Regions from separate parts of the Mus musculus genome. Here all the other regions are linked to region 5. Evidence: chromatin loops called from intact Hi-C (ENCODE). Cell type or tissue: heart. All regions are shown on one strand. Region 1 overlaps Gm4827 (predicted gene 4827). Region 2 has its middle 120 kb from the start of Gm31494. Region 3 has its middle 110 kb from the start of Gm4802. Region 4 overlaps Gm6936 (predicted gene 6936). Region 5 holds the start of Cd47 (CD47 antigen (Rh-related antigen, integrin-associated signal transducer)). Region 6 holds the start of Ift57 (intraflagellar transport 57). Region 7 overlaps Gm4827 (predicted gene 4827).

Region 1 (4,000 bases), 190 kb before region 5:
TTTGATAAAGCTTAGTTGACAGAACCAGATGACAAGCTACTTTTGTTCCTGGGTGTGTTCTTTGATGATCCTTGGATCAACTCTGACAGGAGCGGGTATTAGTGCACCCTTGTTCCTGTTCATTTAGACGAGGTCTCATGCATTCTGTCTGGCTTCAATCTGGAATTCGTTATGTAGCTGAGGATGACCTTAAACTTCCGGTCCTCTTGCTGTCTCTTCTTGAGAACTGGATCATAGGTGTGTGCCTCTGTGACTGTTTATGTGGCGACTTGCTCTTTATCAGAAGGTTTCCTGCTATACAGTAACCTTATAAGGTTTAGAGTTCCTGAGCCAGGTTTTCACGGTTACCCATTAATCATATCCTGGCATTTCAGAGCATCGCACCAGGGCCAGAGATGTGGTGAGGAAGCTCCAGTTCTTTGCTTTTCCACGTTGCTGATTCTGAGAAGGTAGCCCAGCCTGAATGTCCTCTCATCCTGCTAATATCTAACCGGCTACCTAGCAACATGATGGTTGTCCTACTTCCGTTTCTGGTGCTGGGATAAAATATCCCGATATAAAAAAACAACTTATGGGAGAAAGGGCCTATTTTAGCTCACAATTCCAGCTTATAGTCCATTATTTTGGGGGGAAGTCACACTGGCAGGAGCTTGAAGCAACTAGTCGGAGCACATCCGCAGTCTAGAGCAGAGAGAAATAAATTCACCTGTGCTTGCTTGCTTTACTCTAATACAGCCCAGGACTCAACCCCAGAGACACTGCATACAGCGGGCCGGTTGGCTGGGTCTTTCCACACCAATTAATCTAAGAAAGAAAAAAGCCCCTCCTAGGCATGCCCACAGGCTAGCCTGATCTAGGCAATCCCTCACAGAATCAACAAGGATTCTGTCCCTTTCTAGGTACTCCACTTTAGGCAAAGACTGTAGCCTGCTTCTTAAGCTCTAAAATGAGTTAATAATAGAATCTGATAGGTTTTCTTGAGGATTTAATGAGGTAATGAATGTAATTATAATGGCAAGCACAATGCCTGACCTGAAACAGATGCTTGGCAGCCACTAGCTCTTACGAATAATGTTTTATTCAATCAGGAAAGGCAGGTCTAAATGCTGAGGAAGCTCAGGGCGAGGTGGGAACGTCTGGAGAGGTATGCATTCTGTTTCTGGTGGGGTTTTTTCCTTGCTTTACTTAATACAGCCTAGGACCCAAATGCCAGAGAATAGTACTGTGTACACCGAGCTGGGTCTTTCCATTTAACCTAAGTAGGAAAAAAGCCCCTCCAGGCATGCCCATAGGCTAGCCTGATCTAGATCAGCCTAACCTGATCATAGCTGGCACCCCCACACATTGTATCCAATACTCCATGATTCAAAAGGTAATGAACGAGAAAGTGGTGGGCTTCAATTCCCAACCCTATTAATACCACAAGATTTGAGCTACATAAACCACTAGTATGAAATTGCTGGTATTCATTAAACCTTGACAATATGAATTATGTTTAGAAATAATGAATACACACACATATATAGTGTTTTGTTTGTTTTGGCTGTTTTGAGACAGGGTCTCAGTTTCTAGCCTAGGCTGGCCTGAAATAATATATTTTTAAATTAAGTCACTTGCCTGGAGGTCGGCCTCGTACTGGCATTTAGTGACATCTCAGTAAAGGCAGGGCATAGGCAGTATGAACTTTTTACACCGTGATTGTTTCACAGGAGTGACAACTGCGAGAACTTCTCATTCCCTTCGTCTGCCCTCACTGTTTCACCAGGTTTGGGTAGGAAGCACATGCCTGGTGTTCTGTGGAAGTGGTGGAGTGGGAGGAGGTTAACTGCAAGCTTTATCTCTCTCTGCTGCCAGTCGTCCAATTCTATGCTTTTCTCTGACTTTCATCAGTGATGAGGTCATCCCAGCGCGAGAAAAGCAAACTCCTATCTTTCAGATTCGATGAAGGCTAGCATTGTTTAGTCTGCATAAATAGAGGCCAGACCCATAGAGCCCAGGAGGCAAGCGGCTCGCCCTCTAGCGGTTTCACTGGCTAATGCCGGTCACTCACCGGAGCACTGACAGGAAGGCGGGAGCGTGAGGGCTAAAATGTAAGTTAAAATTAGATCAATAGTCAGCTTGGCTGTCTCAATCAATGCTTCGCAGGGAGAGCATACAACCATCTATTTATAAGCTAAACCCGGTATTATCTTCCTCTTTTAGGACGCAGAGATCCATTACTGCGCGCGGCAGGGGAGAGGATGCTGCGCGGAGGTTCCTGCCACTTTACAGCTCACTGGCTCGCGCTACCTCACCAGCCTGGGATGGGACGCTGCTGAAAGACCAGCCTAGCCTTCGGCTCTTCTCTCTGCGCAGGACCTTAGGGTCCCGTGCCCCTGCTGTGTCCCCTAACCACTCACTCTCGCCAATCCCGTGCAGCAATCGACCGCATCCTAAGTTTTAAATTGACAAGGTCAAATAGGGAACCTAGTGCATGGGTGAGTTTGCGGAGGGGTATAGGGCAAATGCATTAAAAATAACAGAACTCAAGGGCCCTCCTACAGAAACAGGCCACACATCAGCTGGATTCTAAACACAGGCTTGACTGCCCTTTTAAAAGGTTTTCCAACTAGCTCCCCCACTGACCTGAATTATTCATCCTTGCTCAGGCAAATGTTGCTGTCAATAACTGGGGTTCCTCCTCCTCCTCCTCCTCCTCCTCCTCCTCCTCCTCCTCCTCCTCCTCCTCCTCCTCCTCCCCATCAAAACAGGAATAGATATAGATTTGTGTAGCAGGCCAGTGAAGTTCTTAAGTTAAGGTCTGGGAGAGGTGGAACTCCACTAGCCCCAGTCTGCCCCCCGGGAAGGTATCTCTGATACACAAAATAGATCTACAGGAAGCTATTGTGTTGCTGTGGTTAAACTGCAGTTTTTCAAATGAGAGAGAGAGAGAGAGAGAAAAAAAAAACAGAGACAGAAGGGGGGGGAGAGACAGAGAGAGACAGAGAGACAGAGAGACAGAGACAGAGAGAGACAGAGACAGAGAGAGACACACACAGACAGACAGAGGGAGAGGAGGGACAGGGACAGAGAAAGAGAAAGGAATTTGATTTGGCGCCCTCACAATGCAAGATCAAACCATAATTTTTCAGAAAAAAAAACTTGTATCATATATATATATATATATATATATAATATTCTAACTTTTGTTTTTCTGTATCTGGAATTTTTCTTTCATAAGCATGCACTATTTTTATGATAGAAAAACTTTAAAGGCCTAAAGAACTTTAATATTAGCATAAATGTACATTAAGTATATTTTTAGAGTGGATCTATTAGCTGCTATATCATTTGACATAAAAGGCTTTTGAACTAAAGATAGGAACTGTTGTATTCTTTATTTAGAAATAGTATCTTCCATCCCCTTCCAATTCTTGTTGGCTTACCTCCAAAATAGTCTGCATCTGTCGCTTCCTCGCCATCTTTGCAGCTCCTCTCGGGGACAAGCCACCATTCATCAGCTTTCACCTGGATACCCAAAATATCTTGTCGGCAGTTTCTTACTGCCACCTTTCCCCAAAGAGGGGCTTCACTTGCCACTGTAGCAACCAGATTGGTCTTTTAAAATGTAAATCAGATATTCCTTTTTTTTTTTCTTTTCGAGACAGGGTTTCTCTGTGTAGCCCTGGCTGTCCTGCCTTGGTTAGATGATGTTCTTTCCCATAGCCAGAATGTAGTCTGCTGGGGTTTATCTTCAGGGTCATTTTGACTGGGCTTGGAATGACCTGGGAGTTGTGTGTCCCTTGGATGTGTCTGCTTCCAGAGAGGTTTAACCAAGGAGGAGCTGAGGTGTGTCATGAAGGCAGGTGGTATCATTCCATGGGTTGAGGTCTCTGGCTGAATAATCAAGGGAGGCTGAAGAAATGGCTGGGCAGTTAAGAGGGCTTCCTGTTCTTGCAGAGAAACTGGCACAGTTCCCAGCACCCATGCTGTGGGACCTAACAATCTCCTGTAACTCTGA
Region 2 (4,000 bases), 330 kb after region 5:
TAGTAGATAATATTATCAGACATAAACACGCATATACCTGTGCACAGTGACTATTAGTGATAGTCAATGAACCTATGAGGCTGTGGGTTAGCAACCCAAGACGAGCATTTATATTTCAGTGCTGGTAGTTTTGTCAATAGAGGTATTCTAGTTAATCTGGAAAAAGCTATGTGAACTGTATATTTATTTAAGATTTGATTACAAGGATGCCCCAGTGTGACAATTATATCCAAAATGTGCCAACCTTCCTTTTGCTCAGCTAATGTCTTGTAGAGGACATGTTTGGTTGCAGCTTCAAGGTCAAGGGAGAACGCTCTGACTTCCTGTAGGGGAAAGCTGACCCCTGTCTCTCTGTCGCTGTCTCCCTGTCCTTGTCTCTGTCTGTCTGTCTCTCTCTTTTTCTCTCCCTCTCTCTCTTTCTCCCTCCCCATCTCTGTCTGTCTTTTAATCATTAGCCATAATCCAGTTTTGAGCAAAACCAGAGAATGGGCAGACATGACGCCAACCTTGTCCCTTCTGCCAAGCTGCTCCCTTAGCACAGGGGACCAGCCAATATCAACAGCCGGGAAATCTATGACAAGGCAACTGCCTCTGGAAGTCTCTGCTCCCTCCAGTTGCTGCTGTGACTTTGTGTTCTCAGCTGAACTTCATCCACTGGAGTCTAAATTCAGCTCAGACGCTCCTTGCCTGCCTCTGCTTGGAATGCAGAGATCAGCATGTGAAGGTCGTTTGAAGGATCCTATGTTCTATCCTGGGCATAGCTTTGTGAGAGGAAATGAGGGTAGGAAACATTTTACACATCCTCTCAAAGTTGTGATTTATAAAACTTAACTCTACCTGCTCCATATTTTGAGTAATTATTAATTCTCATTTCGAGTAACAACAGGGACATTTCTCTTGGTCCACAGCACCAACCCACCAGCTGGAAGTCAAAAACCTTAGGGTTCAATTTGGTCTTCTGTCCTTCCATCTCAGCCAAACTGTCCTAGCCAAAATTTTCTCAGTAGGAGAAAAATCCATTAGCAAGTCATTACAACATCCACATGTGCAAAACAGGAAACCAAACATCTTTCCAACACCTACCACTTGAACTTTCCAACTGACTCTCAGCTTCAGGTAATGGAGTTACAGAAAATGCAAATTTCCTGGAACTCTGATATAAATACCAGCAGGCAGAGGACAATTCTTTAAGTTCTGTGGACCTTGGTGCATCTGTTCTCACTGCCTTAATAGTGGTCCAGACTAGAGCTGGAGGAAGGTGATCTATTTAGTGGGCCAGTTTTTCCCAGCTGTACTCTGTGGAGCTCATGTTATTTTGAGAAAGGAGAAAAGGTAAGCAGGTAAATAGGGCCGTTCATGCCCCCACCCTCCGCTGTCATTTCAGCCATTCCAATGTGAAGCTCTTTAACTTCCCAAATGAAGAAAACATTTGAACCTACTGCAGCTTGAAGAACTGATGTCACATCTGCCACCTGATGTTCACATTTCAGTACTGGCTCCATCTGCTGGTAAACTTATGTCACTGGATCAAAATACTTGAGGCAATCCTTTCAGAGTTTTAGAGACAGCAAAACTGACTCATCTGCAGTTCCCTTTAGTCCAGAACTGCAGCAGAATACCATGTAGTAGCCATGTGATAGATAAAAGAATTGTCTTATCATGAGACAAAATTCACAGATCACATGAAGCACAAGAAAGAGGAAGACCAAAGTGTGGATGCTTTGGTCCTTCTTAGAAAAGGGGAAAGTACTCACAGGAGGAAACACGGAGACAAAAGTGAGGAGCAGAGACTGAAGGAAAGGCCATCCAGAGACTGCCTCACCTGGGGATCCATCCCATGTACAGTCACCAAACCCAGAAGCTATTGAGGATGCCAAGAGGTGCTTGTTGACAGGAGCCTGATATAACCTGAGAAGCTCTGCCAGAGCCTGACAAATATAGAAGCAGATACTCAGTCAACCATTGGACTGAGCACAGGGTCCCCAATGGATGAGTTAGAGAAAGGACTGAAGACGCTGAAGGGGTTTGCAACCCCATAGGAGGAACAACAATATCAACCAACCAGACCACTTTCTTCCCCTGACCCCAGACTCCCAGGGACTAAACCACCAACCAAAAGTACACATGGAGGGACCCATGGCTCCAGTTGCATATGTAGCAGAGGATGGCCTTGTTGGGTATCAATGGGAGGAGAGGCCCTTGGTCCTGTGAAGGCTCCATGCCCCAGTGTAGATGAATGCCAGGGCAGGGAGGTGGGAGTGGGTAGGTGGGTGGAGGAACACCTTCATAGAAGCAGGGGGGCTGTGATAGGGGGTTTTGGGTGGTGGGAACCTGGAAAAGGTATAACATTTGAAATGTAAATAAAGAAAATATCCATTAAAAATAACATGGGCATGTGTGCATAAGCAAAGGACCAGCAGAGCTTGAGATAAAGGAAGGCAAGGAGAACCAGGGTCCCAATGTCCCTTCATTGGCATGTCCCCAGTACCATTCTTCTATAAGGTCCAGTTTGTAACATTTCTATCACCCATCAATAATGGTGTATGCTAAGAACTAGGTCTTTAAGGTATAGCACTTTGGGGAACATTCATGATTTAAACTATAACATTCTGCTCTGGTCCAGTAGCTTACTGTTTTTCTCAGCACAAAGCAAATTAAGTCTATGTTCAGAATCTTAATCAATATTGGCCGTATTCAACAGTACAAATTCAGAGTCTACTCTGATACTTGAGACAAACTTCTGGGTGTGAGCCTTAAAAAATCAAAACAAAGAACATACCTGTAAGATCATGGCATGGGATAGACATTCCCAATCCAAAGGAGAGAATTCTGGGTCAAGAAAGGAAGAATCAGACAGAAACTCTATGGGACAAATGAACCTCAAGTTTCCATGTCCTGCATCTTGGGCAGATGATAGCATACTGGCTTTCCAAGGGCTTGGACAAAACTTTCTCTGGCTTTGCTGCTGGCTTCATTCCACGTGACCTATCTCAGGTTGGCTCTGCATGCTGTGTGTAGCCTCTTACGTCTAAGTCAGCTTTCCATGGCTGTGAGGAAATACTTGAAATAAACAACCTAGAAGCAGGAAAGATCTATTTGTGCTTCCAACTTGGAAGACTTCAGCCTATGATCACTTAGCTGTGTTGCTTTGGGACATGTTATGAAGCAGAGCACCACAATGGTGAGCCTGTGATAAACTCACTTTTTGGGAGGAGAGATTTTGAAGATATAGAGGAAGAGGATAGCCCCAATATCTTGATCAGACAAACATCCATTTTCTAGGCTCCAGACCACAGTGTTTCAGCTACCTTTCTATACTGTCGCAGGCAGACTACCAAATCTTGCATACATTGCTTTTAGGGGACATCACAGGTGCATATTCTTGCCGTCTCTCTTTCCAAGGATTCTCACTGCTGTACATATCATCCTAACAGAGGCTTCCATTGAGTTCTCTGACTCCACTGTTGTCTTTCTAAACTGATTTTGAAATTTAAGTTGAAGTCTTCATGACCCCCGTAACTGTGACATTTATCATATTGTGAAGCAGTATTATGTGGGGGTTGGCACCAAGGTCATAAGTGGGACCTTTACTAGGGCCCACTTGACCATGGCTACAGTCACTTGATCTGATGAGTGATCTGGTGTCCATACTCACAGGGGAAATGATTCGAGGAAAGAACTCCATCACTACTTCAGTGCCAGCTGAGGTCCAAAGACTCATATTTCAAAGGAGAGTCTTGAAGCAAGTTTATATGGCCATGCCTTTGACCCCATAATGAGCAAGAGTTTGTCAGTTCCTCTGGTGCCCTTGAGGAATCGTTCTTGCTATCCTGGTACAAAGTGCATGGTTTTCTAACACCATCGATTGCCTTAGCATGCTAGCAGCACTCCTATATCCTTATCAGCATCTTTGAACCCACTCATTTTTGGGGCTAAACTGTGTTACTTAGATATTTCCTCTATGTTTTGCTCCCATTTCTCATGATAAATTTGGCTAAAG
Region 3 (4,000 bases), 330 kb after region 5:
CAAGGAGGCCCCTGGGAGCCACCTGTCTCTGTCTTCCTGTTCTGGGGTTATAGGCGCAAACAATCTTGCCTAACTTTTGCTTAGGTTCTGTGGATTCAAACCCAGGTCTCTGTGGTTGTACAACACTCACTTTACCATTACGGAATCTATCTAGGCTCTCAATAAATTTCATGAGTCTCCTTCAGTTAACCAATATTTGTATCCCTCTTCCTAAATATGTTTTGGAATATATTTGTAAAATGTAAAGAATGCATGGACCCAGGATTCTGACTCAACAGGAAAGACATACTTTTGTTCTTCTCAAATCAACAGCCATGGCTGAAAACCAGCAGCAGAAGAGTAGACACATAGGAACTATGTTTCCCTGTGGGACACTTACAAGTTCCTAATCTTTTGTTGATTTATAGCAGTTTTCCTTGGCATCAGAGAAACAAAGGAAGACAAATTTCCAAACTGAAGAAGTGAGACACGTGAACAATATGGAGAAGTCATGGAACGGCTTTGGATCCAGGTCATACTTGGTACCTCCCACAGTGAGTGACCTTAGACTCTTCTCAGAGAACTTTACTAAGAAAAGAAACCTATATTTGTATTCTTCTTAAACTGAGATTTCGCCCCCCTCCCGCCCTCCCAAGGGACACCTGTGAGTTGTCACAAAACACCCTGCCTTATAGTTCAAGGGCCATTCTTATTGATACAAAGGGATAGACTGAATGGACCTAGCATTGACCTTTAACAGTTCAAAACCACATGCTAATATAAAGAAAGTCGGCCCAAGCGTGATGGCACAGGCCAGCAATCACAGCATTCAGGCAGTCACGTAATAAGGCAAGGTGTTTATGGTTTGGATTTGGAATGGTCCCCACCAACTCATGTTTCAAATGTTTAGGTTCAGGTTTTCTATTTCAAATGTTTAGGTCCAGGCTGTACACTGTTTTGAAGGCTGTAGATCCTTTAGTGGAGTCTGTGCCCAAGGTCCTGAAATAATGACTTGAAGACTGAATTATTTATGAGTAATTGCCTACACCTGAGGCTTGGCTTGTTTGTTAGCTTATGACTCTTATCTTGTTTATTCTAAGTCTCAGTATATGGTTAGTTACCTCTCCTCAGGTTCATGTAACCATCTTCCTCAGAGTTTGAGGTGAATCTCCTCCTAAGCCCAACTCTATCCCAGAATCCTCTCTCCCTGCCAGAACTCCCACCTCTTATTTCCTTTCTAAGCTAATAAGACACCAGCTTTTTTTATTGACAGATAATGCTTCCATATAGCACACAAGAGAGTCTCTCTGTATCTACCTACTCTTACTTCTAGTCACATTTTCTCTGAATATTCTCTCTTATCCTGTTTACAAAATGCTTGTGCAATTTTCTACCACAGTGGACAGAGCTGCCCCTGCCTACTGTCATGCATTTTCATCTCTGTATCACAAAAGTAACTAAAATACAGGAGAAGTGCACATTTGAGGCTAGCCTGGGCTATCATAGTGAGTTTGAGGCCAGTCTAGCCTACATGGTAAAATCTTGTCTAAAATACAAAATTAAACGAAACATGTACTGAAAGAAGAGATGTGGATGTCCTTGTAGTGTAGCTTTCAAATTATATGGCCTACCCTAATATCTTCCACAAAGTAGGTCACTCAATCAGTGTTTTTTGACTTGACGTCAGAAAATCATTTCACGTTGAATGGCTCTACTCTAAGCAGACACTTGGACATAATTAAGAAGCACACCTCATTACAGCACATTCCAAACTGTAATGAAGAAACAAAGAGGAGATACAATGGGAAAGTAGTGCATTCTTTGGGACAATACCCTCTCCTCCCAAATTATAGTGTTGTTGTTGTTGATATTCTTCATAATGAATGTGTTTAAAGAAGAAAACAATACGAATAATCAATGAGAAAATAAAAGGAAAACCCAGGCATTAACAAGCATCAGTTTACTCCTTCAGCATGGCAGCTTTCTCACCCTGCGGAAGACAGAGTAGCAAGCTTTCATTTTTTTCTGGGTGTTTCCTTAGCTACGTACACCATGGGCTCATTCCTCAGTGCCTTTGATAGACCCCATATGCTCTAAGTAAGTGTCAGACAGACTCATCTCAGAAAAGAAGAACCACTTATCTAGTAATAAAAGCCATGCAAGCAGTTCATTTCATCTTAATTAGCCCAAGATGATGCTTTTGAAGTGCCCTGCTTTCTTATCAACACCGTGCCTCCTGCTGCATGGGAAGGAGGTTTTGACGTCTCTAACAACTCAGTCTCAAGAACCAGAATTGAGACCCACACTGCCTGGCCCTGTGCTGTCAAGGGATCTATAACAATGTGTGCCCACACAGATTTCCCTTCCTTCTGGATAAGTTATTCTTGCAATGTGAGAGGACTAGGCAGTGACACCTAGTCTCTCTGCTCAACACCACAATGTATCTACCTACTATATGTAAGGAGGCCACTAGGCATTAGCATGTGAGCAAGAGAATCTCTCTTTTATTAGGAAATCCAACTAGAAAGTAAAGGTAGAAAATAAGGTATAACATTGAAATGTAAATGAATGGCCATATCATTAGTTCAGGGGTACATTGAATCCCTATTTCTGCCCCTCTTTCTCCAGTTGTTTGCTGAAGACCAGGAGTGGGTATAGAGGATACATCTAGACAGTTCAGAGATGCCTCTTTCATATTTTTTATTGATACCTGACACTTGGAATCCTCAGTGGCCTGGAGAGAGAGAGAGAGAGAGAGAGAGAGAGAGAGAGAGAGAGAGAGAGAGAGAGAATAACCAGAAAACAAGAGTCAAAATGTCCCCAGTCTAATTAGTGAGCATCCTGTACAGTCTGCTGGTGGGATAGCCACTCTGAGCCTCTCCCAGTCACTTCATTTACACATTGTTCTCACTCAGCCTCTCACAGGAAGGCATCTTTCGGAAAGTGCTGCAAACACTACGTGTGAAAAGATAAAGATGGTATAAATAGCTTTCCAATTCTTCTTGCAGTTTGCTGGCTCTCATTTTGTTCTCCACAAGCTCTGGATATGAATAGAGCCAAACAGAAAGCATAAGAGCCTGAGGACATAGAGCCTGTGCCTGCTGCTCAAGGAAATCAAAGTCAGAGAAACCTTCATGGTTTCCCAACACACCCTTTCAGACCGGAAGTGCTCCCTGCGGCGGGTAGTGTCCAGTCATACTGCAGAGAATGGCTTTCCCAAACAGTTGATAAATCTGCTGTTTTATACCATTCTCCACCCTTCATATTTCTCTCTGGACCTCTGGATTGTGCTGGAGCTGCGAGTCCATGTTGCTTGGCAGATTTCATGCCTGTAAGAAACCATGACCTCAGGTCACACACTGGTAACAAAGCTGCCAAACATTTGCCAACTGGAAAATCAACTGAAAGAATGAAATAGCCAAGGAAGATATATGTCATTCTCTTTCTGATAGGGGCCACCCAGTGCAGTCTCTCTGGGAGAACTCCCTCACCAAACAAGAGTCCACTGAACTATGTGAACTCATAAAATGACTGTGAAGACTCGAGGGAATGTGAGAGGTTACTTCAAACACAGGAGGTAAGTTGCCTTTCTTAAAGTGCAACAATGCAAACCCCCCACCACATGCACGTCTGCTCTGCATGGGTGTCCCTAAGTCAAGCTCACACAGCAAGCTTGCGTGCAGAAGGCTTAGGATTCTATTCCACATGGTCGGATCCCAAGCTTCCTCACCTTCAGTTCAGACTGTTTGAATCAGTCTCCAGATCTATGTTACATACAGGTCACATGCAGGCCTACAGCCCTGCTTTGTAAGAAAGGCGCAGTGAGGAACTTCCTATCACCTTATAGAGTCAGAAAATGGATAGTACATTAACTCAATACTTCCCTTTCTGAGCACCACGCTCCAGTGCTAAGGACAGAACAATGGACAAAACAGACACAAATCTCTTCCCGGTATGAGCCTGCTTTCTCAGGAGGGGAAGCAAACCAATCGAAGTGAAATATAGAATATATTGGATGAGG
Region 4 (4,000 bases), 140 kb before region 5:
CCACAGAATAAATATTTCAGGCTTTTCGGGCAATGAACAACCCTGTGGTTTAGCCTTCTCCTTTCTTTGCTTGCATGTTTGCAACCTTGAAAGTTTTTAAATAAATTCCAATAAAACACTGTTGGAAATATAAAGCAAGCCGCCAGTCCAGGAGCTTAGCAGTTAGGATGACAAAGGAGAAACGGAGGCCAAGGGATACAGACAGGTGCCCTCTCTGGTGATACAATGGAAATCAGTATACTGACCAAGTGTTCATCCTCGTCCAGTACACTTAAATATGCAGGTGTGGAGGAAGGTATGTGGGGGTAGATATATGGATATAATACACACTCACACACATGCAAATACAAACACACATACCCCAAACACACTCACTCCAAATATACACACACACACAAACACACACAGACACATACCCCAAACATACACACACACACACACACACACACAAATACACACACACACACAAACACACACAGATACAAAAACACACAAACACACATAAACACACATGCCAAACACACACATACATACATACACACACACAAACATATATACACATATGCATACACACCCAAACACACATACTTGAAGAAAAATTCTTGGAAGCACTAAGACCCCCATGAAAGTTCCCAAATCCTGAGTGATGCAACTTTTTCTCCTACTTGATAGATACCCAGCATGTTTCTCAGTTACTCAACCTGAGCCTGTCTTAATGGTTTTTCTAAATGACCAAACCCCACTGAGAACTGCTAAAACCCACGGTGAGAATCTTCATTGATTCCCACTTGAGAGTAATTCCCAGGAAGCCCATGTAGTAGATAGCTGCCCATCAAAAATCCTTCATGGTGGTCTCCCTTGCTGAGAGATCCTCGCAGGCGGCTCATATGAATTCTAGAAGAGAACATTGAAAGAACAGAAAATCATCACAGACAAATATGACCTGGAACATTCTCTACACAATATCCAGAGGTCAGAGGTCACAGTTCAAGAGGCATTGAGATTTCCAAACTGGCTCTCCATGGAATCACAGAATCTTAACCAGAGGATAAGAACCAGGAAGCTGAGGCTTTAGCCGCTGTCTCTGCATCAAATCAAATTGGGTCTGAAGAGGATGGCACTTTTTAACAAGTGTTTAGTATAGGTTATGTTCAAAAATGGTTCTTACAGATGGTCTAGTATCCAACATATGCCGCTGAAAGAGGGGTGTACTAGAATGGCAGGGATTGCAAGAGCTACTGAGGGCTAAGGCTGGTTTGCTACGTGGCCTGGCCCATATCAGAGCAGAAATTAATCTAAAAAAAGCAGAGGAAGAAGGCAGGAAGATCTCCAAAGGCTAACTGTGATGGGACCTTTTGCCCTGAAAATGCAATGTTTGGGAATCTGGAAAGACAGCCAGTAGTCAAGACTAGAAGGGTCAGTTTCCAGTGCTTCCAAGGTGGCTCACGACTGTCTGTAATTCCAGTTCCAGAGGATTTGAAGCTCTTCTGGCCTCCACAGGCTCTTGCATACATGTGGTACACATATGTACATGCAGAAAAACACCCATATATAAAATGAAAAAGTAAACAAATCTTTTTTTTTTTTTTAAGGAAAAGAAATGTTCTAGCAGAAACATTTTTTTAAATCACAACGAGGTAGCCCCTGTAACTAAGATAAAATTGGATGGAGCGATGAACCATTTTAAAATAATTCTCCACCCTTCTCAGAGAGAGCAAAATGGTTATGAAATAGGAGTTAAATATAGTAACGACAAAACTCAATGTCCAATATTCTGTCCCATGATTCCCACTAAGTGAATTCACATTTGGTTTGGCCGCATGCCTGGGTTTGAGTTGTAGGAAAATGTTCACCACATGGAAGACACTAGGAGTCACTGTTCTTTGGAATAGAGCATAGAGGTCAGGAGGGGCCTTTCAAGGAGTGGGGACATGCCAGACTAGATGGCAGTGCCTCGATACACATGTATGTAGACGCAATCTAGGCTTTCTTGCTAACAAGCGCATTCTGATCCAGTGGGTCTTGGCCTGAATACAACCTTTCTAACAAGCTGCTGAATGATGCAGGAGCTGCTGATCTGTGGCTCACTATGAACCACAGGGGACCAGGGCAATAACAGCATCTCCAAGTTGGTGGCCTTTGGTCAGTAATAAATGTTAATGATAATAGCTTACATGCAAAATGCAAACGACCAGAAACGAAGTCACAGAGAGAGCTATAGGGAAGGCTGCAAGAGACTGCCAGCAAATACTATTCTGTTGGCTGCTCCAGAAGGGCTTAGTGTAAGCAGAGACACTGGTGGGAAAGTGTCTGCCTTCAAGGTCCAATGAAAGACACAGACCACTCCTAGTCTGACGGGTTGGTGGAGCACCTGACTCACGTCATGGGCAAAACTATCAGGGTGGTGGCTCAGTCAGATTCCGTAAAATGTGTTCTAGGCTTGAAAATGTACAGAGACAGAGATGAACAGGCTGGATCTTCTGACCCTGAAAGGAAGGATGATAGAGATGAACAGAGGTAGAAAAATCTGAAAAATAGCAGGTTATACACAAAATATAGTGGACCAACGAGGTGTTCTTAAGGCAAATGGAGGGTGACTGTTCCATATCCCTACAGATAAGAACTGAAAAACTTAGTGCCAGCATCTGCCTTTGCTTCGTCAATTGACAGGAAAATACAGGGCTACCGTGATCAAATTATCCAGAAGGGAATTTTATGATTTCAAGCAGTTTTATCACTTAAAAGAAACCCTGTATCCTAGAACCTTTGGTCATGTGGGGCTACCACCTCAGCTTTTGTGATGATTAGCTTGTGGGCTGCACATTTGAGAAGACCCACAATCAGTTTTCAGCCTTGTCTATGGCTTAAAAGGCTTACAGAGAGATTTTTCTCTCTGGCCTCTGTCTAGAAGCTTCTCTTGTAGCACTCCAAGCAGATGCAGCTTCAAGCAATCTGGGACACAAGGGAAATTCCTCTTTGATGTTTCTAGGCAGCTTCTCTCTGGACCTTTCGTTCCACTCCCAACCCTGCCTCCTCTGCGTCCAAACTCTGCACCCATCCATCAGCACAGGGAACAAACACATGATGCTTTCAGGAAGGGAGTGCAAACAGCTGCTCGGATATTGTAGCCATTTGTATTTAGTTTATATCTTCATGAAAAATTACTCAGTTTTTCTTGTCACAAAGCAAATAGAATCATGACTTATGTTTTATAATTTATATAACCAATTTCATATACTTGTCAACTTCTTATCAGATTTCTGACAGTTATAAATCATTTCCCCTTCTGGAAAGATGAAAATAAGCCCCCCACCCCCACTGCCTACCTGTAGCCATCTCCAAGATTAGGTTTTCACGTTGTTGCTCCCTCTGGAGTAATCAGGTACATGAAATATTTACTGATGAGAACTCAGCCCGTACAGGCAAATGATGATGTTGCCTTTAACCCAGGGTGTAGTCCTAGGGAAGAGTTTTCGAGAGAGAATCAGGGTAGCAACAAGATGGCTCCAAGTATCATCAATGTAGGGAATGCCTAAAGAAGTCTAAAGACTTAAAGCTGTAGGATTGGAGGGTAGGGTGAGGTATCCTTCTACTCATGGCAAGCGAACATTATGTGACAAATTCAACAAAACCTTTGAGTGCAATGGTGAACAGCAGTGATTGTCTATGGGGAGGTAAAGGCTGGCTCCAAATGATAACACTATTAAATAAAATCATGAAACCAATGTACATTGAAGCCACAATAGAAGGAGTTAGACCTTCATGCACTAATACACAGCTTCTCTGGGCCATTTTTGGCTAAAATGCAAGACATTTACACCTTCCTTTCAAAACCTATAAATCTATTATTGGAGTGGGTATATAACATTTCCTGAGGAATACCATGGCAAGAAATATTAATAATGGGTACAACAGATATGAAGAACTAATGTCTTTAATATATGCTCCTTTGCAGCACTCTCTCCATGAATCATAATATTATTAATTAATTAATAATATT
Region 5 (4,000 bases):
CTCTTCAGACAAACAAGATTCACTGTCCATGGTCTGAATCAGTAGCATTTTATAACAGATTTGTATCTGGCTCAATATGAAAGCTCTCTGATTATACAACAGGTATTTGAAAACAGTGTTATAATGATAACGATGGTAACAAGCACAGTAAAAACGACTAAAATCAGAAAACATCCAATACCAACAATTTAGATAACACAGGTCTTTATTATTATCAGCTACAACACCCAGGATGATTGGGAGAGGGAAGTGGTGGGCAGGGTATTAAGGGCATCTTGGAAATAGATCCCAAACACTGGCCTTTATAAGGCATTGTGAGGTTAACCATCAGTTTAAGGTTCAATTAATTTAGCATCCATCCTAAGACAAATTTAACATTTGCTGTTATCCTGCTGCAAGTCTGTTCCGATTCTTACCAAAAGTTCGCAGAGGAATCTGCAGATATGAAGCTTGCCGGGCGGTATATGGTCACAAAAATTCCTATTCTTCCCTCGGCTTTTTACAAAGGAGGTACGCGTTCATAAACAGCAAAATACTTTACAAAAGAGGAGGTGCATCCCTGGCAATTACTGTCTTTAGACCACTGGCAATATCTGGGCAAATCTTAAAATACGTTTGCTCCAAGGAAGAGGGAAAAAAAAAACTTTAATCTACAATAAGGAATATATTAAAGTGCTGGCAAGGGAGGGGGGTAGCGGGGGTGTCACGAGAAGTGTTTCCAGGAAGCTTGTTTTGAGGATTCAAAACAACAACCACAAAAATACGCGGTCAGAGGGAGGGAAAGAAAAAAAAAGCTTCGATAAAAGCTGGGTGGGAAATAAAACTTGGGTCCACCGTGTTCTCTCTGCTCCAGTGCTTACGCGGTAGGGCAAAAAGCCTTTCTGGTCGACTTCACCAAAATGCGCACTTCATCACAAGAGGCCCGGGCCTCCCACTCTAGTCCTTCAACCCCAAATGCTGCGTGAAAGCTCTGAGAAAGGAGAGGGGTGCAAGAGGAGGGGATGGGGGGGGCGGCAGCTGCCCCCTCGCTTTCTTTGCAGTTGGGGTTTTGCACAGTTGCGGTTGTTCCCAGTTCTTCCTACGTGTGCGCACTGGAGAGTGAGGAGCTTCAGCCCGCTCTCCCCGGGGGGGAAAGGGACTAGGGAAGGAGAGCAGAGGGAGGAGGCAGGGGCGCCGATGCCCCGCCGGGCCCTCCCACAGTGGCGCTCCGGGTGCGCAGGGCCCGCGCATCCCGCCACCCCTCTCCTCTTCTCTCTGCTCTCCTCCGGGCGCCGCCTGGCCGGCGGGGGTGCAGCCCACACTCCTGCGGGGGCGCCTGGGTGCTGCGCACCAGCCTGAGAGCCGGGATCCCCGAGCCACTCACCGCAGCAGCAGGAGCCCAGCAACAGCGCCGCCGCCAAGGGCCACATCTCCGCGCCGCCGGGGGGTCGCCGCCGCAGGTGTCTGGAGCAGCCGCCGCCTCCGCTGCTGCCTTCAAGGGAAACGACCGACCAGCAGCGCCGCAGCAGTGACAGGCAGGAGCGGCCGCCCAGGCTGCCCGGGGGTGCGCGCGCGCGCGTGCTCGCCGCCCCGCGCACGCGCACTCCGCCCCGCCTGGCCGCCTCTGCTCGTTGACGTGACGCCAGCCTCACACCCAGCCCTGGGCAGGCTCCGGCGGAGAGCGCCAAGAATCAGCCTGTCCCCGGGGCTGCGCGGGTTGCACTCTCTGCTCACGGCCCCCGTCCCTCCAGCCAGCTCTCTTCCGGCTTCGTGTCCTGGGCCGGCCTGAAAGACGGGAGCATGGGACACACACGCTCACCGGAACTCACGGCACGCGTCCCTGCGCAGCCCCGCTGCTCTCTACTCCCTCTGGCCAAGCTCGCCCTGGACCTCGGAGCCGCCCAACCTCAGTCCAACTCCTCCTCCCTGCTCTCCCGGTGTAGGCGCTGCTTCTGCTTTCACCATCTTCCCTCCCAAGGCGCGCAGCCCTGGAGCCGCAGGGCTGGGCGGAGAGAGGGCGCTGTGACCAGGTCCTGGCCCCCGAGGAACTCCTTCCCTCTGGCTCCCCCTGGCCCTGATCTCTCCCCGGTCTGACTTGTTCCAGAAGTGGACCTCCTTATCTGTTTTTCTTTCTTTGTTGGCTAATGTTTTCATCCCCCAAGCAGGGTTGGGCAATCAAGTTCCATGCATAATGAGCAGTTTAAAACCACGAAGGAGAAAGGGTGACAGACACAAGGATTGTGGCAGACAGGCCCCGTGTGAGTAAACAGATCCTTGACGCTATCGGCAATATTGGGAAACTGGCTTATGTCTGCATCCTTGTGTAGACCTCTGACCTGTTTGAGTTCAGTTCTTGAATAGGTTTAAAAGTGTAGCTCTAAGCCACTCTCTTCACCCTGAGGCAAAGGTCCTTTGACTAAAAGGACTTGATCTCTGTAATAATGGGTGCCCATTCTGGGTGATATTCTCTGAGCTGAGCTAAAAGACTATCACACTATTTATTGCACTTCTTAAAGTCTTCTACCCCATTTCCTTCTCAATAGCCAGTGTAGCAGCAATCCAATTCAGGATAAAACTTGCCACTGTCTATGATGCTGTGACAGTGTCCTTATTTCATGATTATTTTCCTAAGGAAATAACCACTCCCTCCCAGATAGGGTACCAACAACAAACTAAAGTAGGATTCCACCGAAGTCAGTCTTGGACCAAAAGGTTTCTTGAGCTTGCTATAAGTTACTTCCCACCCAGCAGCGCAGAAGATCTGAAAGCAACCACACCTAAAAATTTCACCGCAGCATGAATTCCCCGTTCTTTTGATACCCTTCTATAGTCGGCATACTCTAGCACCTACTTAGGGGTGTCTGAGAGGTGCAAGAGGAAGTAGCTAGAATCTCAAGTAAGGGTTCAATGACCCTCCTGTCACTCTCCTTCCTGGAGGAAAGATCCACAGTCAGCACATCCTATCTTGAGAGTCACAAGTAGTCACCACTGTTCTGAGGAACATGATTGCTGTTACGCTCAGAGAATAGCACTCAACAAACATCCCTTAGTATACAACTGTGTGTGTGTCTGTGTGTCAGAGAAAGAGAGAGAGAGAGAGAGAGAGAGAGAGAGAGAGAGAGAGAGAGAGAGATTTCCTCCACATTATCAATTCTTTAAACCCCAAAAGTTCCCTTTCCCCCCCACCCCCATTGATCTAGATGATGTGTTAATGTGACTTAAGAGTTCTGATGGTTAAGGTTTTCAATGGCAGACCAGATACCCTCCGACTATCAAAGGAACCGGTTAATGCTGATATGGATACAAAACAATGACCGCTCACCAGACCTTGAGCGTTAGGGACATTGTGTATCAGAGAGCAGCTGCTCGGCTAAAAAAGGCTGTCAGCTGTTCCTGGATGCAGCTAACCCTGTAAAGCTGACTACTGACTGGAAAACACTGTGCCCAACCTGCAGAGGTGGAGATCCAGTGATGCTCTGTGTTATGCTGGGAGCTACGGGGGCCATATGATTGTCTTCTTGTGCAGAAAATGGAATGGGCATAAGTTGGTTGGATGAGAAGTCAAGAGGGTGGTAACTGTTCTCTCGGGCATTTGAGATGGGGCGTGAGGTTGAGTCTATCCCAGAAAAGTTCTATAGCAATTTCTGCAGAGTTGATAACTTCTCTCTGAGAGAACCTTAAACTCCAAGTCCAGAACCTAAAGTCCTTAGAAGTTCTCTTCCAATTGATCCAAACATTTTTATCCAGACTTTGAGCTTGGCATGAGAGAGGAGGGGATAGGTGCACATTAGATATTTTGAACACAGGTAGCACACATTAACTATGTTAATTAAGAGTCTCCACACAAGCTGTGGGTAGGGTGTTGTGCCCAGTTCAGATAAGGAAACAGAAGAGGTACCATGGGCCTGGAGTTACTTATTCTGGTGTTCTCTGGAGCTCTCACCTGGGCCCTTTCCTTGAGTTTTCATCAGACGTGTGGTTTCCCCTGAATCACTTCTGACCTTAGAGTGGAGGAATATGG
Region 6 (4,000 bases), 160 kb after region 5:
AACCAATTACATAAGAATCAGTGATCTATACTTCTATTTTCTAAACTTTTTCCATCCAGAAAGTATAAATGTTCAGGTACAGGTTTACAAGGAATTTACCCACCAATAACTGTTTATTCCTTATTATCACTCCTTGAGGCCAGAGGAAGGGACACTGACAGATACTGTGGGCCTGTGATGGGGATTCGGCAGCATGAAGGTATATCAGAATCACCTACAGATGTTTTATCTCCAGACCTTCTGAAAAGGCAGACCTGGACAAGAGCCTGACAACTTCTTCCTACATCCCCAGGTGATGTGGACGTGCTAGTCTGATGGTGACACCTTGACCTACTGGCTAGAATATCTCCACACAAATCCGTGGTACAAAGTGTCTTGCTCAAGCTTTGAGTTTCAGTACAGCAAGGCATTAATAAGAGCTCGTTAATAATATTACTATTAATAGTAAGTCCACTTTCCCTTTGTTTGACAGATAAATTTGAAAAACTTAACACTTTTATCCCCACCAAAAATGTTGGCCATCTATATTACTATGACCAATTTATTTTAAATAATAATCCCAATCTAGAAACTTCTATTATGGATCAGGATCAAGATGATCTTTCTTCTCTAATTTTTCTCCTTTTACAGACTAACTTGGCATTGTGGGCAGATTTTATACAAGAATTCTTCCAGACCTGTCTGGAAGAGGGTAAGAGCTTAAAACTGCCAAGAGAAATGATATGTGTCCCATTGATGGAAAAGAAAGTACGATAAATAACTCTTTAATTTCTTCTTACAGAATAAAACAAACACGGGATTTAGAGGGAAAAAAAAGCAATAGAACACAGTTATCACTAAGCTACCATGATTACAGGAGGGACTTTTGTCTATCACTCTTGACAACTATAGGCTCTGCCTTGGGGATATTCCAAACTTTCCCCACTACCGCAAGCGGGAACTTTAGGTCCTATATTGAGGGCCATTCCAAACACTTATTTCATTTGCCTTCTCCACTTCCCATTTTCTAAGAGTATTGTTGCAAAAGCACTAAGTCGTTTGAACCATAGTAATTAGCCCACAAGTTTACTTACTACATAACAAGTGCTGCTCAGAAATGTCCTAAGTATTCACAGTTGTTAGTTTACAAAGTCTAGCAAAGGAAAACATAAACTAGAAAGAGATCTAAATGATAAGGGCGCTCATCGCTAGAGATAGGTTTTTCTACCCTTTCTACTTTGGGTATTTTATTATATTTAAAACAAGATTTGTGTTTGGTAGACGGTGCGTGACTGTTTTGAAAAATGGGCAGACTGTCTTCCCCAGTCCTCCCTGCCATTACAAAACTTGTTTACTTTCTCCACAAAATGATCAAGTCTGAAAAACTACACCTTCCACAGTGCGGAAGTTTCCTTCCTGAGCACAGAAGCCAGAGGAAGGGATGTAAGGACCCCCGCGCGGGGTCTTCGCCTCACCTAAGGGGGAGCGTCCCCCTGGGGTCCAGCCAGCACCCGGCGCTGGGGGCAAGGCACGCACCTGGACGGGGGCTTCAGATTGCTCTTTCGGAGTAGCTCCTCCTCGTAGCGGAGCAGCTTCAGCTTCTCCACTAAGTCTTCCATCACCACGAACATGTGGTAGGCCGCTCCTGGCCCGCGCTCCACCACAGCCTCCCCTGCGCCTTCCCCGCGAGCCCGAGACACCCCATCGTCCAAGCCCGACGGCGGGATCACCGCGGCCGCGGCGGCCATCCCTGCTCAGACCCCCAGCGCCCGGCTGGGCTCCGGCCAGGATCTCTGCAGCCTTCGCCGCCCGCACCCCACAGACCGCACAGTCCCCACCGTTACCAGGCAACCGCAGGGCAGCCGGTCACCACGGCAACCAGACCCGCCTCCTTCGCTCCCAGCCGGCCTCTCTAAATTTTCACCAATCAAAGCTGGATTCTTACGTGACGTCACGCCATGCTGGTCCCTGGCCTAGGGGGTAGCTCCGCCCTATGGGCGTGGCGCATCGTCCCCCACCTCTTCCGCCTCTCCCGCGCGCCTTAAAGGCGTAGGGTCCCCAGCTATTTAGCGCTGCATGCTGAGTACAGCCAAGAGGAGCACAGGATCTGGTATTCTGCTCAGGGCTGCTGAATGAACAGACATCTGGTCATCGAGGTAGCAATTCAAAGGACTGAAACGAAGCAGAACAGAGTGTTGGAGGTTATGCTTGCTCAGTGATTCTTGTTTTATTTTCTCAAAGTGGGAAGTTGTGGTGAAACTCGCTGTCCTTAGGTTCACATTACCTCAGAAATTCCACCCGCAAGACTGCTAGTCTATTTCTTAACTTAATTGCTTATTAGATAGTGCTAGACTTACGAGTATATTCTAAATAAGACTTAAAGTCTTACAATGATCTTATCTCACTCCATTAGGAAAGCGGTTGCTTGGAAGAGGGCAGCTTGGGAAAAGATTTATACCACACACACATTGGCCTCAATCTGTTCCGAGCCCATGCAGATTTAAATTCTTGAGTACTAATGAAATCCCACAAAATATAGTATCTGGAAAGGAAGTGCTGCATTGTAGCACTTACATTTAGATAAGAACATTTCTGCTATTATGTCAGCACGTATTGACCTAGAAAACACATGGAGACATAACTGACCAGGGATGTGACTTATCCTTACAATAAAGTACTGCATCAGGCAATCTTTCTTGTAGTTAAAGATAAGAAGTGAAGCGAAGAGAAGTTGCCTAGCTACTTCTTAAGATAACTCAGAAGCAAGAGGTGTAACATTTGTCTGATTAACCCTGTGCCTGTTAAGGGGTCATCAACAGCTTATATCACACCCTAAATAATGTAGCAGGATCATATTTTTGACATAATTAAAATCTGAATCATATTTGTAAAAATCCTTGTGATAAAAGGAAGAGTTTTTCTTTCTAATCAGCCTTGTTTCTAATGCTAATAAAGGTATCCAAATGAAAAACATTGCTATTCATCAAATAAAAGACACACATAAAACTACTGATTTATGTAGAAAATAAAATGGAGATGAGAAATCCAAGGATAACTGGGTAATTGCACGCCTCACAGGTGGAGGTCAGAGGACAACCTTCTATATCAGTCCTCAACTACTACTTTGAGACAGACAGCTTTTCTGTAAACTTTTTTTAAATTTCTTTTGTTTTAATTAGGTATTTATTTCATTTACATTTCCAATGCTATCCTAAAAGTCCCCCGCCCACTCCCCCACCCACCCATTCCCACTTTTTGGCCCTGACATTCCCCTGTACTGAGGCAGATAAAGTTTGCAAGTCCAAAGGGCCTCTCTTTCCACTGATGGCCAACTAGGCCATCTTTTGATACATATGCAGCTAGAGTCAAGAGATCCAGGGTACTGGTTAGTTCATATTGTTGTTCCACCTACAGGGTTGTAGATCCCTTTAGCTCCTTTGGGTACTTTCAATAGCTACTCCATTGGGGGCCCTGTGATACATCCAATATCTGACTGTGAGCATCCACTTCTGTGTTTGCTAGGCCCTGGCATAGTCTCACAAGAGACAGCTATATCTGGGTCCTTTCAGCAAAATCTTGCTAGTGTATGCAATGGTGTCAGCGTTTGGAAGCTGATTATGGGATGGATCCCTGGGTATGGCAGTCTCTAGATGGTCCATCCTTTTGTCTCAGCTCCAAACTGTGTCTCTGTAACTCCTTCCATGGGAGTTTTGTTCCCAATTCTAAGAAGGGGCAAAGTGTCCACACTTTGGTCTTCGTTCTTCTTGAGTTTCATGTGTTTAGCAAATTGTATCTTGGGTATTCTAAGTTTCTGGGCTAATATCCACTTATCAGTGAGTACATATTGTGTGAGTTCTTTTGTGATTGTGTTACCTCACTCAGGATGATGCCCTCCAGGTCCATCCATTTGCCTAGGAATTTCATAAATTCATTCTTTTTAATAGCTGACTAGTACTCCATTGTGTAAATGTACCACATTTTCTGTATCCATTTCTCTGTTGAGGGGCATCTGGGTTCTTTC
Region 7 (4,000 bases), 180 kb before region 5:
CCCTGCCTTCGAAGATTCCTGTAGAAAAAGAAGGCTGAGTTCCCAGTCAACTATTAAACATTTGCCTGCCTCCACCTTGTTTGAAAACAGGATTTAAAATGCATCGCCAACGATAAGACCTAGTGTGGAGACTGTTACGGATGAGGTATATAGGGTAGAATGTAGAAGGTAGGGAAACTATCAGACATAGAAGATTATGACCCTGGGCAGAGGAATATTTATAGCTGATGGAGTTCCAGGACCAGGAGAATTGTAGGCTTATGAATTACAGACTAACGGAAGCAAGAGCTGGGCCCTTGTTCCTTGAAAACATAAAAGTGAATGTTTTACCCTTTCCTATATGGAGTTTATCACTGTCAAGTCTTCCTGCTCATGATTACTAAACTGGTCCAGCGGGGAAAAGGGAAGGAGAAGAAAATATAAGATCACTGATGAGTGACACCTTCCTGCAAAGTCCCTTCCACTCCCATCAGCACACCCTGTTACTGCGGACAGCTCCGATCTCTCGAGAGAGGTAGGAAAAGGAATTGAATTCAAATAAAAGGGAAATCATGAGAAGATACTGTATGCAAAAAGTATTTTTGTGTTTAATCTTCAATATGATTGATTTCTATAAGATTTTGTGGTGTTCTATACCTTTCTGTTCTTGACTGAAATTTTATGTCTCTGCTCAAGCCTGGAGGAGAGGTTGCTAAGCAATTTAACAACATAAACAAGCAAGAGAGGTGCTCAGAGCCAATGGGAAGCAGTCTGTTCTTATATTCTTAGGCGAACAAGCTGTATTTAAAGATATTATTGCATTATTGTCTGCATGCACATGCACTGCTATTTCTAAATGAATCGCATCTCTTTTTTGAGAGAGGCTGCCTACTGGCCATCATACAGCAATTCCAGTGATTAAAAACGTTCCCATTTCTTTAAAAATATCAACTATTGATGATAGCTTGCATAGTATGAGGAGCCAGGCACAATCCTAAGCAAGGGACACTTCACAAAAGCCATTTTATTTCATCTTTATCATATTGGGAGGTAACAGCATATGGTATCCATCTTTTTAGTAGGTGAGGAAATTATCAAGTTTGAATAATTTGTCAATGGTCACTCAACAGGTAGAGCCCAGTATCAATTAATTTAAGCATGCTAGAATGATCCTTCAGCGTCTTCAAAGAGTACAAAAGTTTCTATATCAGTGATGGTTAACCCAGTTGCCTGGCTTGTAACCAAGACTTACCTTTCTTCTTTCTCAGCTAGATGCTTTGGTGGCCAGTCTTTTCTTTCAGTCAATGGGTAGTTAGACTGCATTTTGTAAAATTTGGAAAACAGTAGTTTGGTAAAGTAACACTCATCTGGTATCTATAGCGGCTCCTCTGTTGGTTTCCAGTACATCACCTTTCTAATTGCATATCCAGAGTCAATTAACTTTGGTAATTTTCATCTATAAAACTGGAATAATATTAGCAGCCTTGCAAAGTTGCTGGGGAAATGAGATTCCATAATGTAAAGTGCCCTGCTCAATGCAGACAGCTGATAGCATTTGTCAGATACGAATTCCCTTCTGCATCCTTTCCTGTCATTCATGCATGAGGTGCTGGATCTGTCTTCAGAGTTGGCAATGTGTCTAAGAGAATTCTGAATGCCTTGGTTTGACATGCAGACTTCGTCCTAACTTTGGAAGGATTGTGAGACGATGAACTAAGTAGTTTTCCTGTTTGATGTAATGATGTTCAGATCTCCATACCATCTCCCACCCGTATCAAAGAGATTTCATGATGACACACTCAAGATATCGGAGACTCAAGAGTTCTGCTTCGGTCCCTTCAATTGGAGTCATCTGGAATTAAAGGGCTCTTCTAGACTGGGTCATCTTTTTCTGCTAGGATGGATTTGATTGCTTTGACAAGCTCAAGCCACTCGCCTCCAGGTGGAGCTGCATGAGAGAGAGAGAGAGAGAGAGAGAGAGAGAGAGAGAGAGAGAGAGAGAGAGAGAGAGAGAGAGAGAATGGAGACCAAGGAAAGCAAAATAGGTTTGTTCCCCCAGAGAACCAGCCAGGGAAAGATACAATGAAACAAGAAATGGTGCATGATCCTAGGGGATTTGCTGGGACGAGAAGTGACATGTGAACTCATTCAGCCGGTTTAATTCCGCAGGAACCTGAAGAGACTACCAATGTGTTTGGCCAGCCCAGGGTAGGATGCAAAAGAAATGAGACAAGAGTCCCCTCGGAGCTGGCAGTCTGGGAGTGGCTGCTTACTGACACAGGGCTGAACCCCAGAAGACTCTGCGTAACTCAGCGATGAAACTGAGATGCAGGTGAAGGCATGGTTTCTAAGGTCAGATAGAGGCTATTAGCTTTGTGTGTGCTGCTATCTCCCAGGCACTGAATTAGATGACTCAAATAAAGGAACTCATTCGATTTAATCCTAAAAACAAACCTTTGACATGAGAGCCTGTTCTGATGGGGAGGAAATTGAAGCACAAAGATTAAATACTCTGCCAGTGATCCAACTGCAAGTGAGCTTTGCGATGCAAAGCTGAATGTGACTGTATGGAATGCTGAGCTCTCTGAAGCCATGCAGCCTCTTGCTAAATTCTTCTAACTGCATCTCAATCTCCCCATGTGACAAGTGGACTGCAGAACCCCAGACTTGGACATCCCATACTGTTTGGGGTTGACACCTTGCTTGTACTTCATATCAAGCAATCTGTCCCTCACTTTAGTCCTTAATAACTGAGCACTTCTGTTATCTAGTCATATGATATGGAGAATGCTCAGACTAGGGTGGGCTTAAGACCCAAGGGAGGGGAGATTAAAAACAGAGAGTGAGAGATACTATTGCTATATCAGTTTTGTCTCTCCTGGGCATAATCCCAGGGAGCCCATGTTATAACCTTACAGTAACCCCTCACCCCATTCTGCCCTGTTTTCTTGGACTAAATTGAGTTTCTGTTACCTGTGACCAACAAATCCCCAAATAGGACAAATGTGTTCCTCATTTTGAGGAATCCACGAGATAAGGTAAATTACAAAGGGCAAAGTTGATGAGACCACAGCTATTTTATCTTTGTGAGTAAAATAGCAATTTGGTTTTTATAATTGGGTTCCAAGGTTTTCAGTTCATGGAATGTTTCATTATGTCTGAAGGAGGACACGCATACATTTCCCTTCTGTGTGTCCTGCTGGGAATAATGAACATAGTTGATAGTCATGTCAGAATCAAGTCTTAGAGTCATCAGGTTCTTTGCATCTGGGAGAAGTCAAGGGGCTGAAGCCTGGTCATCTGGTAAGTACTTTAAATTGGGTTTTCACTGGAGCCAGACAGCACCTTTCAAAATCTTCTCTAGGGACTGAGTCTGGCTGAGTGACAGAAACTCCTTCTGAGTGACAGGCTGGCTGGCCACGCTGCTATCTCTACCTGTGTGATAATGGTTCTGAGTTAGGTTTGACCGAGGAGACTTCCTATTTGATTTGGTTCGCTTACATTTCTGCTCTGTGTCACTCAAGATCACCAAAGCAACTGCACAAGCGTACAAACATGGCGGGAGAGAAATTGGTGCATCTCTGGAAGGGAAATGACAGCAAGCTTCACTCTGGGTTATTTAGTACTGGCTTTGAAAAGCACATATGCCAAAGTGTTTGGGGGTTGGGGTGGTGGCTTTGTGTATGTTTGGGGTCAGAGAACAACTCGCTCAGGTTAGTTGTTCTTCCACACTGTGGATCCTGGGGGTTGAATGAGACCCTCAGGGTTGGCAGCAAGTGCTTTTACCCATTGAACCTTCTCACTGGCCCTTATCCTGGCTACTTTGCCTCTGGGTTGATGAGTCCATGCTGAGCTTATGGAGAAGGCTGGAAACGCCACACTCTCTGCTGGTATTTCACCTGCCACCCGACAGGTTGCATATTGTTTTATTTATCATGGAACTCAGGGTGCCAACTCTCTCTTTGTCTCATAATCATTTCAGTATCTCCAGGGTGAAGATGGAGCTGGTTAACCTGGCTCT

The links. Hi-C counts contacts between places; a loop is a spot of excess contacts. Peaks named below come from ENCODE experiments on the same cell type or tissue, not always from the same donor. Only the 100,000 strongest peaks of a DNase experiment are listed, where the experiment ranks them.
Region 1: it touches region 5 in a loop (4-fold over the local background); 17 of 42 quality-filtered maps call a loop at or near these places.
Region 2: it touches region 5 in a loop (2.9-fold over the local background); 3 of 42 quality-filtered maps call a loop at or near these places.
Region 3: it touches region 5 in a loop (2.4-fold over the local background); 3 of 42 quality-filtered maps call a loop at or near these places.
Region 4: a loop joins it to region 5, with 2.1 times the contacts of the local background. A loop is called at or near these places in 2 of 42 quality-filtered maps.
Region 6: it touches region 5 in a loop (6-fold over the local background); 13 of 42 quality-filtered maps call a loop at or near these places.
Region 7: it touches region 5 in a loop (2.4-fold over the local background); 17 of 42 quality-filtered maps call a loop at or near these places.

Annotation. Positions count from the first base shown.
Region 1 is chr16:50,044,243-50,048,242 of GRCm38, reverse strand. Gm4827 (predicted gene 4827) reads left to right here. Exons shown (of 4, transcript NR_045935.1): 2 at 2,203-2,477. Among named protein-coding and RNA genes, the nearest start is that of Gm32101, 3.4 kb to the left of the region's middle. In heart, a CTCF peak has its summit at 2,025; a DNase peak (open chromatin) is centred at 2,022; H3K4me3 peaks cover 796 bases.
Region 2 is chr16:49,526,758-49,530,757 of GRCm38, reverse strand. No RefSeq gene overlaps it. Among named protein-coding and RNA genes, the nearest start is that of Gm31494, 120 kb to the left of the region's middle. In heart, a CTCF peak has its summit at 1,511 (motif pointing left); no DNase peak of the experiment used is centred here; H3K27ac peaks cover 485 bases.
Region 3 is chr16:49,520,818-49,524,817 of GRCm38, reverse strand. No RefSeq gene overlaps it. Among named protein-coding and RNA genes, the nearest start is that of Gm4802, 110 kb to the right of the region's middle. In heart, no CTCF peak of the experiment used is centred here; no DNase peak of the experiment used is centred here; H3K27ac peaks cover 991 bases.
Region 4 is chr16:49,995,065-49,999,064 of GRCm38, reverse strand. Gm6936 (predicted gene 6936) reads right to left here. Exons shown (of 4, transcript NR_045001.1): 3 at 3,327-3,459; 4 at 1,590-2,486. Among named protein-coding and RNA genes, the nearest start is that of Gm6936, 17 kb to the right of the region's middle. In heart, a CTCF peak has its summit at 1,868; DNase peaks (open chromatin) are centred at 1,854 and 3,034; H3K27me3 peaks cover 1,661 bases.
Region 5 is chr16:49,853,196-49,857,195 of GRCm38, reverse strand. Cd47 (CD47 antigen (Rh-related antigen, integrin-associated signal transducer)) reads right to left here and starts at 1,535. Exons shown (of 9, transcript NM_001368415.1): 1 at 1,364-1,535. The coding sequence starts at 1,409. It also overlaps Gm4633. In heart, a CTCF peak has its summit at 2,004; a DNase peak (open chromatin) is centred at 1,605; H3K4me3 peaks cover 2,607 bases; H3K27ac peaks cover 2,045 bases.
Region 6 is chr16:49,697,065-49,701,064 of GRCm38, reverse strand. It overlaps Ift57 (intraflagellar transport 57), which reads right to left and starts at 1,771. Exons shown (of 11, transcript NM_028680.3): 1 at 1,516-1,771. The coding sequence starts at 1,727. In heart, no CTCF peak of the experiment used is centred here; a DNase peak (open chromatin) is centred at 1,914; H3K4me3 peaks cover 1,719 bases; H3K27ac peaks cover 1,125 bases.
Region 7 is chr16:50,034,574-50,038,573 of GRCm38, reverse strand. All of the region lies in intron 2 of Gm4827 (predicted gene 4827), which reads left to right. Among named protein-coding and RNA genes, the nearest start is that of Gm32101, 13 kb to the left of the region's middle. In heart, a CTCF peak has its summit at 1,907 (motif pointing right); no DNase peak of the experiment used is centred here.